3 separate regions of the Homo sapiens genome follow, and regions 1 and 3 are each linked to region 2. Evidence: chromatin loops called from intact Hi-C (ENCODE). Cell type or tissue: PC-3. All regions are shown on one strand. Each heading gives the region's core, and the rest is flanking DNA. Links, peaks and the distances in the headings are about the cores only.

Region 1 (5,368 bases), core at 255-5,254, 91 kb after region 2:
ATGGTGAAACCCCGTCTCTACTAAAAATACAAAAGCTAGCCAGTTGTGGTGGCGGGTGCCTGTAATCTCAGCCACTTGGGAGGCTGAGAATCACTTGAACCCGGGAGGCAGAGGTTGCAGTGATCTAAGATTGCGCCACTGTACTCCAGCCTAGGCGACAGAGCGAGGCTCTGTCTCAAATAAAATAAAATAAAATTAAATTAAATTAAATTAAATTAAAGGGCTTCCTTTCCTAGCATTCGTGGAAAATAACTGAGATGTGGAATTCTGAAAGTCCTCTTCCACTGCCTATATAACAGTGATCATTTGTCACTGTGCAGGGGTCATAGGGGGCAGGGGGGTCAAGGGTCAGTGCTGCCAGCACAGACACCCCAGAATCTCACACAGAGAAAAGCTACCACAGCCTGTTACTGGTCGACCAGCTCTCTCCCCTTCTAATGAGGTCAAGTTGCAGTTATTTTCTTGCGCTCTGAGCCCCACACTTTCTTTCTTCATGTGAATGTGGATTTTCAAGAAAGAAAAGAAAAAACAAGACCTCTTTGTGATTCTCATACTATTTTGATTCTAAGTATAATGGTTGTTATGAAATAACCCCTTTAAAAGAAAACTACACCACAATGAACCAGCTACCCTTATATAATCAGAAAATGTAAATATGTTATAACAACAAAAAGAAAAAGTCTTTTTGTGGTCAAGACCAAAGTTACCTGTATGCATTATTCACAATAAAGGCAAACCAGACTTGCTCCCAGGCCCACAAACTGAAGGGGCAGCCTTCTCCTCTGCTCCCTGCTCTGCATCTTGCAAACAGGGAAATGAGATCTGGAGGGTTCTTTTGGCTCCTTATAACCAGAAAATGAAAATTGGACCCTGCTGAGAGTCACAAAAGCCCCAGATGGGCATGTGTCCACTGGCAGGCATGGTTACTTCTACTCAGTGACTTAACAGCCCTCATCACTGATGCTTGTTCTCCCAACTCCTCTGAAATAAGGGAGGGTGGGACCCAGGAGTCCCTAATCTCAGGTGGCTCACATTGCCTGGTTCCCCCATCAAATTGGCCACTCGATGAGCTGGAGAAGATTCACAGACACTTATATGGGAAACTGAGCTAAGCCAGGTGGTAACTCTCACTAGGGGCTGGCCAGGGGACTGGACACATGGTTCCAGCCAGCTGTACCACTCAATAACTATTTGACCCTGCCTGGACTTATCCCTTCTCTCCCCTGGGCCTTTGTGGGTCCACATTTGTTCTGTGTGTGTGTGTGTGTGTGTGTGTGTGTGTGTGTGTGTGTGTGTAGTGGCAGGGAAGGTCTGGCCCAGACATTCTGTGACCATAACCAACTCTCCCCATTCCTGCATAGCATCAGGTAGTGAGTGGCTGTCTGGGCACACCAATACAGTGAACCATAGTGCAGCCCAGTGTTTAAACTATGGACTTTAAATGCAGATAAGCCTAGGTTCAAGTCCCAGTTATGCCCCTTAACTTCTCTAAGCTGCAGTTTCAGCCTCTATAAAATAGGATAAAAAAGGAGATTGCAATAAGAAAATGGCTGTGAGTGTTAGCATAATGACTAATAGTGGGGAACCCAGGCAGGAAGCTCTGCTGTACCATTCGTGCCCTGAGGATATCCCAGCCCCATGTTCCGCCAACAGTGGAGACAACTTATACACAGCATACAAAGTAATCAGAGTCAGACAAGAGAATTTGACTTACAATTCAATCATCCAACTCTAGACAAGAGAGCAAACCGGAACCACCTCAGGGAGCCTAGTCTTCATTTTGTAATAAGTTAGTGAAGAAAATAAATACAAACTATCAATTTTTATCCTAGTCATAATGAAGTTTATTAGAAGGTATAATTGCTATGAAATAGAACTGACAATGATTAAAATTCCACACTGCACACTTTGTTAGAGCTAAAAGATATATATATATAAAAAGATCAAAATGTCCTAATAAAATTTAGATCTGCAAATATTTGTCCACGTAAATTGGATTTGAAAGAAACAATGGCCACACAAAAATTCACAATGGCAGAAGTTATAATGGATAGTTTGATAGATGTATTCAATCCTCCCTGTATAGTTTACACAAAACAGAATTAAATTCTTTGAAATAATTTTAGTAAAATTAGTATTACAAATAAGTTTACTAGACAGGATAGAAAACTGATGAAGGAATTAAACTAGTTTAATGAGGCTCACCTCAGAAAACCCACTATGTCTGCATTCATAAACACCAAGCCCAAGAGACCATGGTCAAAATACCTGTCAGGTCCACGCTCTGGGGACAAAATGCCCAGTGCTCACTAGAGGGCAGTATCCTGAGCCCAGTGGAGCTCAGACGTGTGAAGACAACATGTTGATTCTGCTCTAACTCTAGAGCCTACCGTTTAAGACAGACATTCCTGGACACCATCCACCTTTCCAGCCATCCCTCCCACCTTCCCCCACACCCTGAAGTCAAACTGGATTATTTTAGCCTGGGTTCCTTCGTGTACATTATCCCCTCTGTCTGGCAGGTCTTCCCATACCCCACTTCCCACCCTTCCTTCAAGACCCAGCTCTTGCTCCTCCTCCTCATTGCCTCCCACATGGCCTCCATCCCCCTGCAAGCCAGACCTCACCCTTCCTCATAGGCTCCTCCTGCCAAAGTCACCAATGACCTCTTCGTTGCCAACTCCATGGAAACTCTCAGATTTCCTTCTCTACCCATCACTCCCTCCTTCTGGCAACCATTTCTTTCTAAGTTTCCATGACCCCTTGGGCAATGCAGTTCCTTTTGGCCAAGGGCAATTCCTAGAAAGGGATGCAGCTGTGAGCTGTTATCAACCTACACCCAGGATAGCACTCTCACTCTGTCCCAGTTGCCTGGAAATATCATTTTTATTCTCTCTAAACATTCTGATGACCAAGAGCTGGTCCCGGGACAATAAAAGCAGCAATGAACCTGCCCCTCCACCTGCTATAGACAGGATACCACCATTATCCTTCCTCCACCAGCTCTCTTGGCTCAGAAATGGCCCTAAACCCAAAGCAGTAAAACTCAAGCACCTCTTCCATCAGACCCTCACATCCTCTCCTCCCCCTGCCCACCACCTCTCACACATACTCTAGACCTCACCCACATTTCAGCATACCTCAAATCTTGGCATAAATGTGCACTCCCCTTTTTCTGCCTGATGGGCTTCTACTTGCATCTTCAAAATCCAGCCCCAGCATCACTACCCAAAGCACCCTTCTCCATGTAGATCATAGCCAGCTCTCTGCTTTACAGGAGGACTGTTTCTTAGCACTGGGAGCTGAGACTCACCTTCCACAATGCTTTGGACTCCAAGGGGAGCACCTGGCGGGTATAAGCATAAAACAACCCTGTTCTTTCTCACAACTGTCTCTCTTCATCAAACTGTGTTCAGCCCATCTTCTCTTCCCAGGGAGAAAATCTCTGGCAAATTTCACAGCTGTTTGGTCACTGTCATTTATCCATTTCACAAATATTACTGAATGCCTACTATGTCCCAGGTTGCAGCAACACACAATGAACAAAACAAGAAGCAAAATGCAACACAACAGAAACAAACTTCTTGCCTTCACAGAGCTTACATTCTAGTGGAATACACAGGCAGTAAGCAATACAGTGCAGAGCATGTTAAGTAGGGAGGAGGCAGCTGGCAAGAGCGGGCTTATAATTTTAGTCAGGCTGAGAAAGTGGTGTTTGGGAGGAGACTCTAGGAGGAGAGGAAGGGAGATGCACAGACACCTCAGGCAAGGCATTTCGGGCAGGAGGAAGAGCAGGCACAATGTCCTGGGATGGGATGTGCCAGGACACCAGGGAACCTGGGTGGCAGGAGTGAGGTGGAGGGGACAGTAGCAGAAGATGCAGAAGGGGTCTGCAGGTCCAGTTCACATGGAGCCGTGCCATCATAGGACTGTGGCTTTTACTCTGTGTGGCAGAAAAGCCACTGGGGATTCCAAGCAGAAGAGGGACCTGATTTGACCCACATATTAAGGGGTTCAATCTGGCTGCTAGTTGAGAAGGATCATAGGGTAATAAGTGCATAGCCTTTTGGTCAGAGTTTTAAAGCTCTAAATTCCACCAGTTTAAGGTTTCCTTCCCCCAGTTCCAGCCCACCACGGGAAGAGGGGTTGTCAGGGGCTTCTGCATACCCCACCTTGGTCTTCACTTCTTCTCACACCCACTGAGTGCACCTGGCCCTCCGGCATGGAGGTGGGGGAGGAGGGTGCGGGATAGAGGCAGGGAGGGTAGAGTTGTGATTTGTCATTGGTGCTGTCTGGACATAGCAGGTGCTATATCCGGAGCATTTCTTCTATAGGCATTGTGGTGAGGTTTTTTTCTAACAGATCTTTCACCATCCCTGGGGGGTTGTAGTGGGAGGGTCTCTCTCTTGCAGTCCTCTGGCATGGATAATGCCTCCTCCAGCTGCCCACTTCAGAACCCCCTCAGTAACCAGTTTCTGGGAATCTACCATGTACACAGGAGTCAGCTCACCCCGCCCCAGACAATGGTCTCATGTGAAGCCCCTCTCAAGTGGCCCCCATCTAACTCTTCTCTTTCAGTGAGAGCCATATCTGGCTCGCCATGCTTACAAGAATCCTGGGCAATTCGCCCCCAGAGACTCTAGAATTGCCAGGCCCCTCCCATTTAGCAAAATCCTGCACAAATGGTCTAACCTGCACAAATGGTCCTGCACAAATCCTGCACAAATGGTCTAATCCAGTGAGCTTCATATGTAACTTCATATTTTCTAGTAACCACATTAAAGAATAAAAAGGTAAAAATAATTTTAATAATTTTTTTATCTCAGTATATCTAAGATGTTGTCATTTCAGTGTATAATCAATATAAACATTTATCAATGAATATTTTACTTTTTTTCCATACTAAGTCTTCAAAATCCAGAGTGTATTTTATGCCTGCAGTGCATCTCAGTTTGAACCAGCTGTATTTCAGTGCTCAATAGCACGTGGTGATTGGTGGCTACAATACTAGACAGCACAGGTCTAACCGCTTGCTTTAGAATGTGGGATACTTGGCAGCTGAAATTTTGTTATCCACCTCGGAAGCCTTAGCTAAATGCTAAGAAAACAGGAAAAGATGGATTTGGCGTCATGCTACATGTTTGCTGAGTTAACTGATTCCAGCAGCCCCACCCTCATGGAGCACTCGGCATGGTGGGGAGAACAATCTAGGGTGCCCTGAACTTCTCTCAGAGGAGTGAGTAGAAGGAGCTGGGAACACAGAGCTTGGAATGCGAGGCAGTGAAGACCTCAGACAAAGACACCCGAGGCTCTTCTAGTTGATTCAGGGATGCATCATTTGCATGATTTCCACATAAATTTGAATGTT
Region 2 (5,368 bases), core at 242-5,241:
TAAGTAATAGATGTAGTGTCAGCATTAAACATTAGTATTAGTTTTAATATATTACAGCCTAACCTCATAGTGGCATGACATCATCATGAAGGAGATGATGTCACTATTTTCTCCAGTTAGAAAGGTATTTTGAATAGAGGCTGCCTGTTGTTAATCAAAGCATGGAAAAGTATGAAAAGTGGTTTCCAATGGATGTATAATACCCAATCTACAGTATCTCATAATCATTTCTTAGAATTGGTTTAAACAATAAACAAAGCTCTTGTTTATAAAGATAACTCTGTAATTAAGTGAGGGCATTACAACAGATTCTTTACAAACTTCTGTGTTGTCCTTAATTGGTTTAATTTAAGAATCTAAGGCATCTGGTCACATTTTTATTAACTTGTCCTTATTCATTTATTTAGTCACTCATCGTGTATTCAACAGATATTTGTTGGATTCCTATCAGAGAAGCATATGCACAAAGTAGGCATTCAATTAAAAAACAATTTTATTACCAGAATCCAACCATACATATATGCTTGATTATATTTAAAAATAGAATCAAGTTTGAGTTTTACTTTGCTTAAACTTTACAATAAACTAGCTGAACTATAGCCAGTACATTTTTACTTCTTGAGGATTGTTTTAGAAAATTTATATTTCATTAAACTTTCCAGATTTCTAAAAAGGCTTTAAAAAAATCCAAACTCCCTATATAGTGGCAATGCTATAAATAGATAAGCTCACTAAATAATCATTTCCATTCCTAAAACATGAGCAGCTTTCTTTTCTATCTAATCCTCAATTTTTACATATTTTACTTTTCCATTTACAGTTGAAATGCTCTGCAGTGCCATTAATATTTGCCAAATTACAGTGGATATTTTCACTCTGTAGCTAATCACTTCTGAGTTTACCAAAGTTGGAATGCAATTGGAATTTGTACAGCTTTTCTCCAGATCAGACAACCCTAGCATACAGACCCCCTATGAAGGCATACACCGTGGAGGGAGGAGGGAACGTGACAGCCTGTTGTCCCTGCCAAAATGTTTTCCTAAAAAAAATCTATGGTTTGACAAGTTTAATTACCCTTGATTTTTATTCCTGCCTTTTGGAAACACTGAAATCTTCAGGCCATGAAAAACTTTAGTGTTTGAAATCACAGAATCATTAGAAGAGGACGGCAGAGAGTCAGGTGTGTCCCATTCACAGTTCCAGAGCCCCTGGGAGCTCCCCAGGGCTGTGCTTACTGTGAACGCTCCTGTAGGGTCACCTGGCTCAACGTGGCTCAGGCTGCCACCTCTTCAGGTACTGGCTGTGGGGCTGTGAGTCACTCTTCCATCCTAAGCCAAAGGTTTACTCATTTAACCATGTGCCTTGGAGAGGCTTTGTCACATTGCTCAAGTCTAAAATTTAACGCCATCCAATAATTTAAGATCAAGAGTACACATATGCAAAAGATTCCCATGAGCATTACCCTGAGTTAAAAAAAAAGGCAGTCTCAAAAGCTTACATATTGTACAATTCCAACACTCTAGCATCCTCAAAGTGACAAAATTATAGTAGTAAAGAACAGATCAGTGGTTGCCAGGGATTAGAGTTGGGAAAAGATTTGATTATTAGGGGTAATGTGAGACCATTTCTTTGGTGACTGAACAGTCTGTAATTGCGGTGATGGTTACTTGAATCTACACATGTAGTAAAGTATCATAGAACTACACACACACACACGAATACATATCAAAACTGGTGAAATCCAAATAAGGTCTTTCACTGAGTTGAAGTACTGTCCCACGCACAGTTTAGACACTGGTTTAGACAAGGTATTATAGTTGTGTAAGATACTGCCACTGGGGGAGGTTTCATGAAGGGAACTAACTCTACATCCTGTTCTTGCAATTTTTTGTGAGCTTTTGGTTATTTTAAAATAAATTTTTAAAAAAGATATCAATGAGCCTTTCTTCACCAATAACTTTTCATGGGACCAAGAGAACAGCCATTGGTTAACTGATGAGTGTTTTTGTTTGAGAATAGAAGTGCTAACACGTGCCTCTTCACGTGCCTCATCTACATTACTGACAGCATGAGGAAAGGGGCGTTCAATTGCTGCACACGTGGTCTCATTGTCATGACATGCCTTTCTGCTAGAGTTGAATGATGTAGGAGTGAGATTCAAAAGGGGATCTTTCCAGTGACTTCACTGTAGGATAGAGAAGTTTGAGCAAGGAGGCTTTTCAAGCCAGAAGTGCTCCCCCATGGGCTCTGGGCTGGTGCTGTGCCTTGAGGCAACATGGCAGCCAGGGGAAATGTAAGCTGCGGGGTCCTCAGACCAGGGCCTTTGACAACTTGAACAAGCCAGGGAGGCCATCCGGGAGGTGAGGGGTCTGGAAGCCTCTCTAGGGAATCTTCCAGTGCTTCTGTGAGAGACTCAGCCTGGAGAGCCAGTGTGGGGAGCCCTGTGTATATGGGTGGGGGGATGTACCCTGAATGCTATGAGCAAATGTCCAAAGAGCTGTTGAATGGGAGACCAAGTGGGCTTGTACTGTATGAGTGTGGGGGCACGCTGATTATCTGCAGGCCGCAGCTACATGAAAGCAGGTTTCAACTCAACACAAAGAATTATCCAGTAGGCCTTCTTTGACAGGTAATAGGTTTCCAGACACTGGAAATATTCGAACACAGATCAAATGATCACGTGTCAAGGAGGCAATCAGGGGACCCATTCAAGGGACCCATTCTACTCTAAGAGGATGACACCAACAGTGAGGATGCTGTGGGCGGCAGACCCTGATCTGGAAACATGGCGCAGCATAGCCTGCTGATTCTTTTTTTTTTAAAAAAAATTCCAGTAGAATTTCCTAGGCACATTAACTCTTCAGTGGTTTATAGTGTCCCAAAACGAATCTCACCCCACCACAGAAGATCTATAGGCCTCTTGATGAGAGGAACATCGCTTTTACTGCTCATCTTCCCCAAGGGAGGCTGGCACGAGGTGAGTCAGAAGCAAAGCTCTGTAAACACCTGACTCCAAATGAATGATAGCTCTGGCATGCCTGAGGCAAGAAGCCAGCCTGGCTGCCCACTCAGCATCCTCTCACCCTGCAAGTCCATATATTTTATGACCCCACTGTGCTTCCTGGCCCAGACTCTCCAATGATGATTCATCTGTCCTTTGCAGCTTTGTCAGTGTTTGGGTTTTCTACTTAGTTCTCAATGAACTAGCTATCATAGTTATAGCTCCCTAGAAAATGCCATACAGTAACTCTGTCAGGGGTTTTATTTGCTTAGATGGATCATTTTATTTCAGCAAGTTGTTTTACTAGCTTAGAGCATCATGAATCACTTCAAACATAGATGAAAAATGACTCAGTATACATGATTTTATGTGGAATGTGGTTCTTTCTATTGAAGATCATGTCTCCTTGATTAGGATATGAAATCAATTTAATTTCATGCAAATTATGAAAAATAGAACCATATCAGCATTTCCATGCACCTACCCAGCCGGAGCTAAGAAGTTGACTCCAACACGCATTTGGTGGCCACTGCTCAGAAAATTGTCCATGAGCATAGGGTTATAATGGCCCCAAATGAAGCAGTATGAGGCTCCTTCTCTGAAGCATATGCCTTCTTGGGCCCAAACCACACCAACGACTAAGACCCCCAAAAGTATGAGTGGGACTTTGAAAAAAGAATTGCAGTATTTAGGATAGACTCTGCCATGCTGCAGTAACACCTAAATTCCTAAACCTCAGTGGCTTGACCCAGCACAAGCTTATTTCTTATTCTCATCAGGTTTCAATGAGATTTGGTCAGGCCATGTTCCATGGTGACCAGGAATCAATTCGGTCCTCTTCCATCTTGTTATAGAAAGAACAAGAAGGAGGATAAATAACTCTACGGAGTTTTAAATGCCTGGGCCTGGATGTTAACACCCATTGCTTTTCCTCACAGCCTACTGGCCAGATCCTAACTGCAAGAGTAACACAGAAGTAAGGGAGCACCCAGATATTCTAAGCCCGACATGCCTCTGCCACGGTGCTTGCCCCTAAGAATAACTTTCTCAGCACCCAGATATTGCCTTGACCTGTCACCCTGGTGGCTACTGGCATCAAGGTTTGTTCAGGTGTGTATGCTGGACTGAGAAAGCAGCCTTCACTTCTGTGCCTGGAGAAGAAGGAGGCTGCACATCCCAGAAAGCCTATTCTAGAAGCAAAGGCAAGGGTTAAATGTGCTGAACCTGGGAACATCTGGCTGACATAGGGGTACATAACAGAGGGGGCTGAGGGTCTCTTCCCCCTCCTCTGTATTCTAAATCTGAAAGCACCTAACCATCAGAAAAAATGCGGAGCAAGAGAGCCCAGGCCTGTCTCTACGCAGCCCTTGCTCAAAGGCTGGTCCTGGGGAGCACCTCTGTTTGAAGCCTGCAAGCTGGGCCACTGCAGAGTCCGGAGCATCACATACCTGGGCCACTGGGGATTGGCAGCTCAGCTGCAGTACTGTCCCTAGGCCCTGACCTCACTGGCTTAACCCCGATTAAAGTCCCCTTCAGGAAAGTCAAGAGTGGCAGTGTCCACATATCCTATCACTTGCCAATTTAAAAAAAAAAAAAGGATAATCACCAAAGGAATAGCTGCTAAGACCCAGCAGAATCTCATCTGCACACGAACCTGCCAAGCTGCTCAGATATTATATTATACTACTATGGAACTCATGTTATAATATCTTCAATGTAAAGAATCATTTCAGTGAGCGAAGCACTTTTTTTCTTTTCCAAATCCTGTTTTAATTAGAAAATTGATGGCAAATATGGAACTACCACCCCATAGTTACTTTAAAAAAATCTATTTGGAAGCCTTGAAAATATTGGTGAATTATAAAAGAAATTGAATTCTGATACTTTTCTCCCATTTTATTGTTCCCTATTCCCTGAAAAGCCTCCAACGTTGTATTTCTGTAGTTTGGAATAAGGACATATTTTGCCCTTAGAAACTGCAGGTATTCTAATTATATGTAAATCAGTTCACAGAAATAAATATCCATGGTTAAAGGATATTTAAAACGTTAAAGCTTTTTCTCAACTGTTCTCTGTTTAAAAAAAAAAAAAAAGTCTGTTTCCAGAACCCTGGTGGCTTTAACACCGTTTTCCTCTTTCATGAATGCACACAAGAACCTGCTCGTGCGATATAGTTTCTGAGGTGTTCTCCACTCTGAAAAAGCAATTCCATGTTAACTTCCCTTTCCTGACAGTTAAAACTTTTTTCTCTCTTATTCAGAATCAAAATATTTAATTGGACAATGAAACTGAATAGAAATTAAGAAGGTTGTTCCCATGTTGAAAAAGGTTTCTTAAGTGTTGTCTTTTACTTTCTGAAAACATTGC
Region 3 (5,368 bases), core at 255-5,254, 53 kb after region 2:
AATCTTGGCAGATAATCTAAGCTTCGTAAAACTTCTGCCAAGCTGTGATGAGTGAGTAAATCTTGACTGTGGGCTCTTGAAGGTAGGAACTGAGTCAGATCCTTTACTCTCCCAGAACACCATATGCCTCCCCTGCTCTGCGTGGAAGTGTGGTCCTGTGATTAATTAAGTCATGCCTGTCTCCTCCACTGGGATATGTGTTACCCCAGCGTCATTTCATGATTGACACACAGTGGGCAACAATGGATATTCCTTGAATGAAGAGGCTAATAACCGGCAAGGAGGCTGGTGTGGCTGGATCTCAGCCAGGAAGACAGTGAGCTCCAGAAATGAGACTTATGCACCAGCTGGGTCCCCCAGACATCCCTTACGCCCTTGAGTTTCCTCATCTCTTCAGGATCTCTCCATGGGATCAGGGCAGTCTTGGCTTCCTGGTTCAGCCACCTTCGGCATAGACATTACTCAGTCAAATCTTCAAAATATTCCTCAGTCATTTAAATATGAAAATTTTGTCCTGAACTGAAGAAAATGCTCTGAAAACTTGTGTTGTCTTTCAAATGAGCAGATTCCCTAAATTATGAAAGCAAACAAATTAGGATAGAAGATCTCCAAATAATTGCATAAACTCCAATTTCCTATGTTTTAATATAAACATCAAAATAATAAACTCACACATATACAGGGAGAAAAAATATCCAGCTTGATGCTGTTGCAGTCTTTAGAAGCTGAAACCTAAATGACTAAATTGGCAGTTTATTAACAGGAAAATTATGCTAAGTAGCTTCATGTTGATGTCAAGAATTTTATGCAGTGAGTTATGGCATGGTACCCTGAGTGCTTCATTTGCATTTTCTCATTTAGAGAGAACAATGGCTCCAAATGAGTGCATCATGTTCACATTACAAACCCAAGAACATTTGCACAGACAGAAAGGCATATCTTGATACCATAGTGATTAAGCCTTTTGTTCATTATGCTTCAGCATAGACTTAGGGGAAAGAGGGCAGATTAACTTTACTTAGGCTGGTAATGAAGGGACCTGGGCCAGAGCTCTTAAACTTCTCAAAGGACAAGCAGCCACAGCCCACAGGACTCTTTATTTTTCAGGACTCCCCTGTTTGATTTTGCTCAATGAGGACTGGGAGCTGTGTAATAGGTAAGTAAATGCACACCCTACTTCACATCGTGGAATGCCTTGCGAAATCCCAAACACTGCGAAGAATAGGAAGGAGACTCTCATGCAGCCCACACCTGCTAAACCTGGGCTGCTTTGCTTTCCCCACTCAGCTCCACAGAGTGGGTACTTCCCAGGCCCTGGCTTGTTCAACCAATGCTTATTGAAAACACACATTTATTGAGTATCCTCATTGTGCTTAGTCCTCGGCTGAGTGAAGGAGCAGAAGAAAGCACCATGCCGGCTCCTTAAGAGTTCAAGAAAGAATTCTTAGATGTGCAGCACTGCTAGAAATCATGTGGTCATCGATAAGCAAGTACTGGTTCAAATGCTGTTAAAATGTCCAAATGTAAGTGCAGTTAATCAGGCCATGTACCATGGAAGAATCGTTGGAAGAAGTAACACTTGACTGAGTGTCTAAGAATGGATCCAATTTTTAGCTCATCCAGCAAGAAAATGGAAGGTATTCCAGATGGAAGAAACTGCACAAGCAAAAGTACAGAAGGACAAGTGAGCTTAGAATCTGATGTAGACCATCAGGAAGAGTAGTGTTCATTCATGCAGGCTTATTTTCTCAAAACCACAGGCCATCAGCAGAGATGTGCCTCATCAGTTTATATAAGTTTATATAAGAATATATATATATATATTCTTATATAAACTTAACCTGTTCAAGACTTAACATGGCAGAAATAATGCTATGTGTTTGCCAAATTTCATTTCATACCCCTCCTTAACTGGGAACATGTTAAACTGTGTTTTAAGCTTCCCTGCAGTCAGGCAGGACCACGGAACTACTTCTGTGTAAAAGATATTAACTTTTGTCATTTAATCACATGGAGATTTGGAGGGTGCTTGTCACTGTGGTATAACTTATTTTATCTTGACTAATACATTGGAAAAACCATATTCATTACTTGAATTCTGACGTCATAAATTTATACAATCATTCAAAAAATATTTAAGAGCCCACTGTGTGCCAGGTACATTAGGCATCGGGAACACAGGAGTGAGCAAAACAATAGTCTCTTATAGTTAAATGGAAATCATTCCCAAATATTAGCTTTTATGAATCACAGAAACAAATTCCATTTTTAGAAAAGGGAAACTTTAGACACAACATTTCTTAAATTACTGAATTGGAATAATAGCCTCCAACCCAGTATTTCATTCAGTCCAAGTATTTGTCCCTTGGCCAATGGCCAGTTGGACTTTTGGCAAATCCCTTATCTGGTTCCTAAAAATCAGGAGTCTGTCCTGAGCCAGAATGACCCATCAGGCTGCACCTCTCTGGCCTGTAAATAGTTTCTTCTGACTCCCATCACAGAGCAAAAATCTGGGGGTTTATCATCACAGACAACTATTCAAACTAGTTAAACGTTAGAAGCAATCCAAATAGGAATTGACTATTTCTGACTTTTAACTAGTTTGAACAGTTAAAATTCCAACAGTTGAGTGGATAAGCAAACTGGTATATCCATATGATGGAATACTATGCAGCAATAAAAAGAGCCCTTATACTCCTTATAGGGTCCTAATTTTAGAACTTCAAAAGAGGCCTGTGAGAACAACATTTGTTTTCTCCAGGACAATACTAGTATTTCATTAGGATGGCAGAAATATGCTGATTGTTTTAAATTTGATTGGTACTATTTTGTTTTTTAGAAGTTCTTTATTTGGGTGTAATTTACATGGAGTAAAATGCACATATTTTAAGCATAATGTTGATGCATTTTGATAAATTTCCACTCTCGAGTAACCAGCAACTGCAATCAAAATATAGAAAGTCTCCATCACAGCCAAACGTTCCTTAGTGCCCCATCCCAGTCAATCCCACCAACCCCAGGGCAAACAATAATCTGCTTTCTGTGGCCATAGATTAGATTTGTCTTTCCCAGAGGTTCAGATAAATAAAACATTACAGTGCCTATTCTTTTATGTCTAGCTTCTTTCATTCAGCATAATGTTTTTAAGTGTCGTCCATGTCATTACATCTATCAGTAGTTCATTCCTTTTTATTGCTGAGTAGTACTGCATCATGCAGATACACCATACTGTCTATTCATTTATCTGTGCATGGACATTAGGATTGTTGCCAGTTTTTAACTATGAATAAAGCTGCTATGAACTTTCATGCATACCTTTTAGGGTAAACATGTGTTCATTTCACTTGGGTAAATACCTAGAAGTGAAATTGATGTGTATTTTTAACTTTATAAGAAACTGCCCAACTGTTTTACAAAGTGGACATATCATTGTACATTCTCACCAACAAGGTATGAGAATTCCAGTTGCTCCATATCCTCTCCAATATTTAGTTTGTTTGTTTGTTTGTTTTTTGGTTTTTGGTTTTTTTTTTTGAGATGGAGTCTCACTCTGTCACCCAGGCTGGAGTGCAGTGGCACAATCTTGGCTCACTACAACCTCCGCCTCCCGGGTTCAAGCGATTCTCTTGCCTCAGCCTCCCGAGTGGTGTGTGCCACCATGCCCAGCCAATTTTTGACATTTTTAGTAGAGACAAGGTTTCACTATGTTGGCCAGGGTGGTCTCAAACTCCTGATCTCGTGATCCGCCTGCCTCGGCCTCCCAAAATGCTGGGATTACAGGCATGAGACACTGCGCTTAGCCAGTATTCTTTTCATTGTAGCTACTCTAAAGAGTATGTAGTGGTCTCTCCTTGTGGCTTTATTTTTACTCATGCATAGGTCTTCACACACTACACACATGTAATTTATTGTATAATGTCTGAATGTTCCAAACTTTAGAGTTTAAATACATATACTCATGCAAGTTTATTTTCTAATGTCTTATTTTGACGTAGAAAATTTTATTCTTGATTGACAAAGAAAGCATTTAATTACCTGACAGGGAGAAGAGGGAAAAAGGAAATAGAGAAAGGGAAATATGATGATGTCATAACATCATTTTTATTAATTGTCTTCAACCACATTTTGATTTTACAGATTTGGCCTCTGAGTGATTTTGGATTTCTATGTGACAGCCCTAACGGCCACAGATTTTCACATAATTAGCAAGCATTTACTCTTGTGACTTGATTATTACCTCCTATTCAAGTAAATGTATTACTGCCATTGAAACCATGTACATACCAATAAGCTATTTGCTGTTCAGTTTTAGTTCTTTTTAATTGCTAAATGTAAAGAATAAGCAACATATATTCTACAAGCTATATTAGTTCAAAATATATAAATAAAATGTAATCCAAAATAAGTCATTTAACTTTATGATAGATATAAAAATATTTTGGGGGGAAAACCTGGATGACTGCTTCACTTTTGAATTTTTGGTTTTATACATATAGTGAAAGTAATCTTCTGTTTTTGAATATCTCTTATGCTTTGGCTACATTTACAAGTCAGAGTAGTAATTATTCTTACTTACAAATCCAATCTGACACTGCTAAGAGTTGGACTTAAGAAAAAGCTGCTAAATTACATGCTTAGTACACACATTTGAAGTAAAAAGTTTCAGTGATTCTGTAAAGGATCCCTTAAAATTATTTAAATGAGTTCTTACTTGAACTGTACACAGAATATTAAATATATAGAAAAATAAATCTTTAAGGGGTCTACAGTCTGCTATGGCCAATAATAATACATTATAAAAGTCCATTTGAGGCCAGGCGCGATGGCTCACACCTGCAATCCCAGCACTTTGGGAGGCCAAGGCAGGTGGATCACCTGAGGTCGGGAGTTCGAAACCAGACTAACCACCATGGGGAAACCCCATCTCTACTAAAAATACAAAAAAAATTAGCCAGGCGTAGTGGCACATGCCTGTAATCCCAGCTACTCAAGAGGCTGAGGCAGGAGAATTGCTTGAACCCGGGAGACAGAGGCTGCGGTGAGCCAAGATCACGCCATTGCACTCCAGCCTGGGCAACAGGAGCAAAACTCCATCTAAAAAAAAAAAAAAAAAAAAAAGTCCATTTGATTATATTAGCAATGAAATAGTTCCTTATTTATAAATATAGGCATTAATACTATATCTTAATACTCTGAAAAAGAAAAGTAGTATGCCAATTTTCAGTTATTTTTATAAAGCTCCCATGTCCTATATTACATTTAAATTGAAGATGGCAGTATTCATGAGCTTTGGAAATACAGGATAAGATTGGAGTCAAGTCTTCTGACTCTAAAGCTATTTTTCTTCCTAGAGTTGCCACTTCACTTT

What was found. Hi-C counts contacts between places; a loop is a spot of excess contacts. Peaks named below come from ENCODE experiments on the same cell type or tissue, not always from the same donor. Only the 100,000 strongest peaks of a DNase experiment are listed, where the experiment ranks them.
Region 1: it touches region 2 in a loop (3-fold over the local background); 1 of 110 quality-filtered maps calls a loop at or near these places.
Region 3: a loop joins it to region 2, with 9 times the contacts of the local background. A loop is called at or near these places in 1 of 110 quality-filtered maps.

Annotation. Positions count from the first base shown.
Region 1 is chr5:133,752,433-133,757,800 of GRCh38, forward strand. It overlaps a transcript of FSTL4 not described here. Among named protein-coding and RNA genes, the nearest start is that of FSTL4, 140 kb to the left of the region's middle. In PC-3, for the core only: CTCF peaks have their summits at 2,298 (motif pointing right) and 2,498; a DNase peak (open chromatin) is centred at 1,629; H3K27ac peaks cover 1,296 bases.
Region 2 is chr5:133,661,501-133,666,868 of GRCh38, forward strand. It overlaps a transcript of FSTL4 not described here. Among named protein-coding and RNA genes, the nearest start is that of FSTL4, 52 kb to the left of the region's middle. In PC-3, for the core only: no CTCF peak of the experiment used is centred there; DNase peaks (open chromatin) are centred at 1,321 and 3,121; H3K27ac peaks cover 3,895 bases.
Region 3 is chr5:133,714,577-133,719,944 of GRCh38, forward strand. It overlaps a transcript of FSTL4 not described here. Among named protein-coding and RNA genes, the nearest start is that of FSTL4, 100 kb to the left of the region's middle. In PC-3, for the core only: no CTCF peak of the experiment used is centred there; a DNase peak (open chromatin) is centred at 2,145; H3K27ac peaks cover 2,986 bases.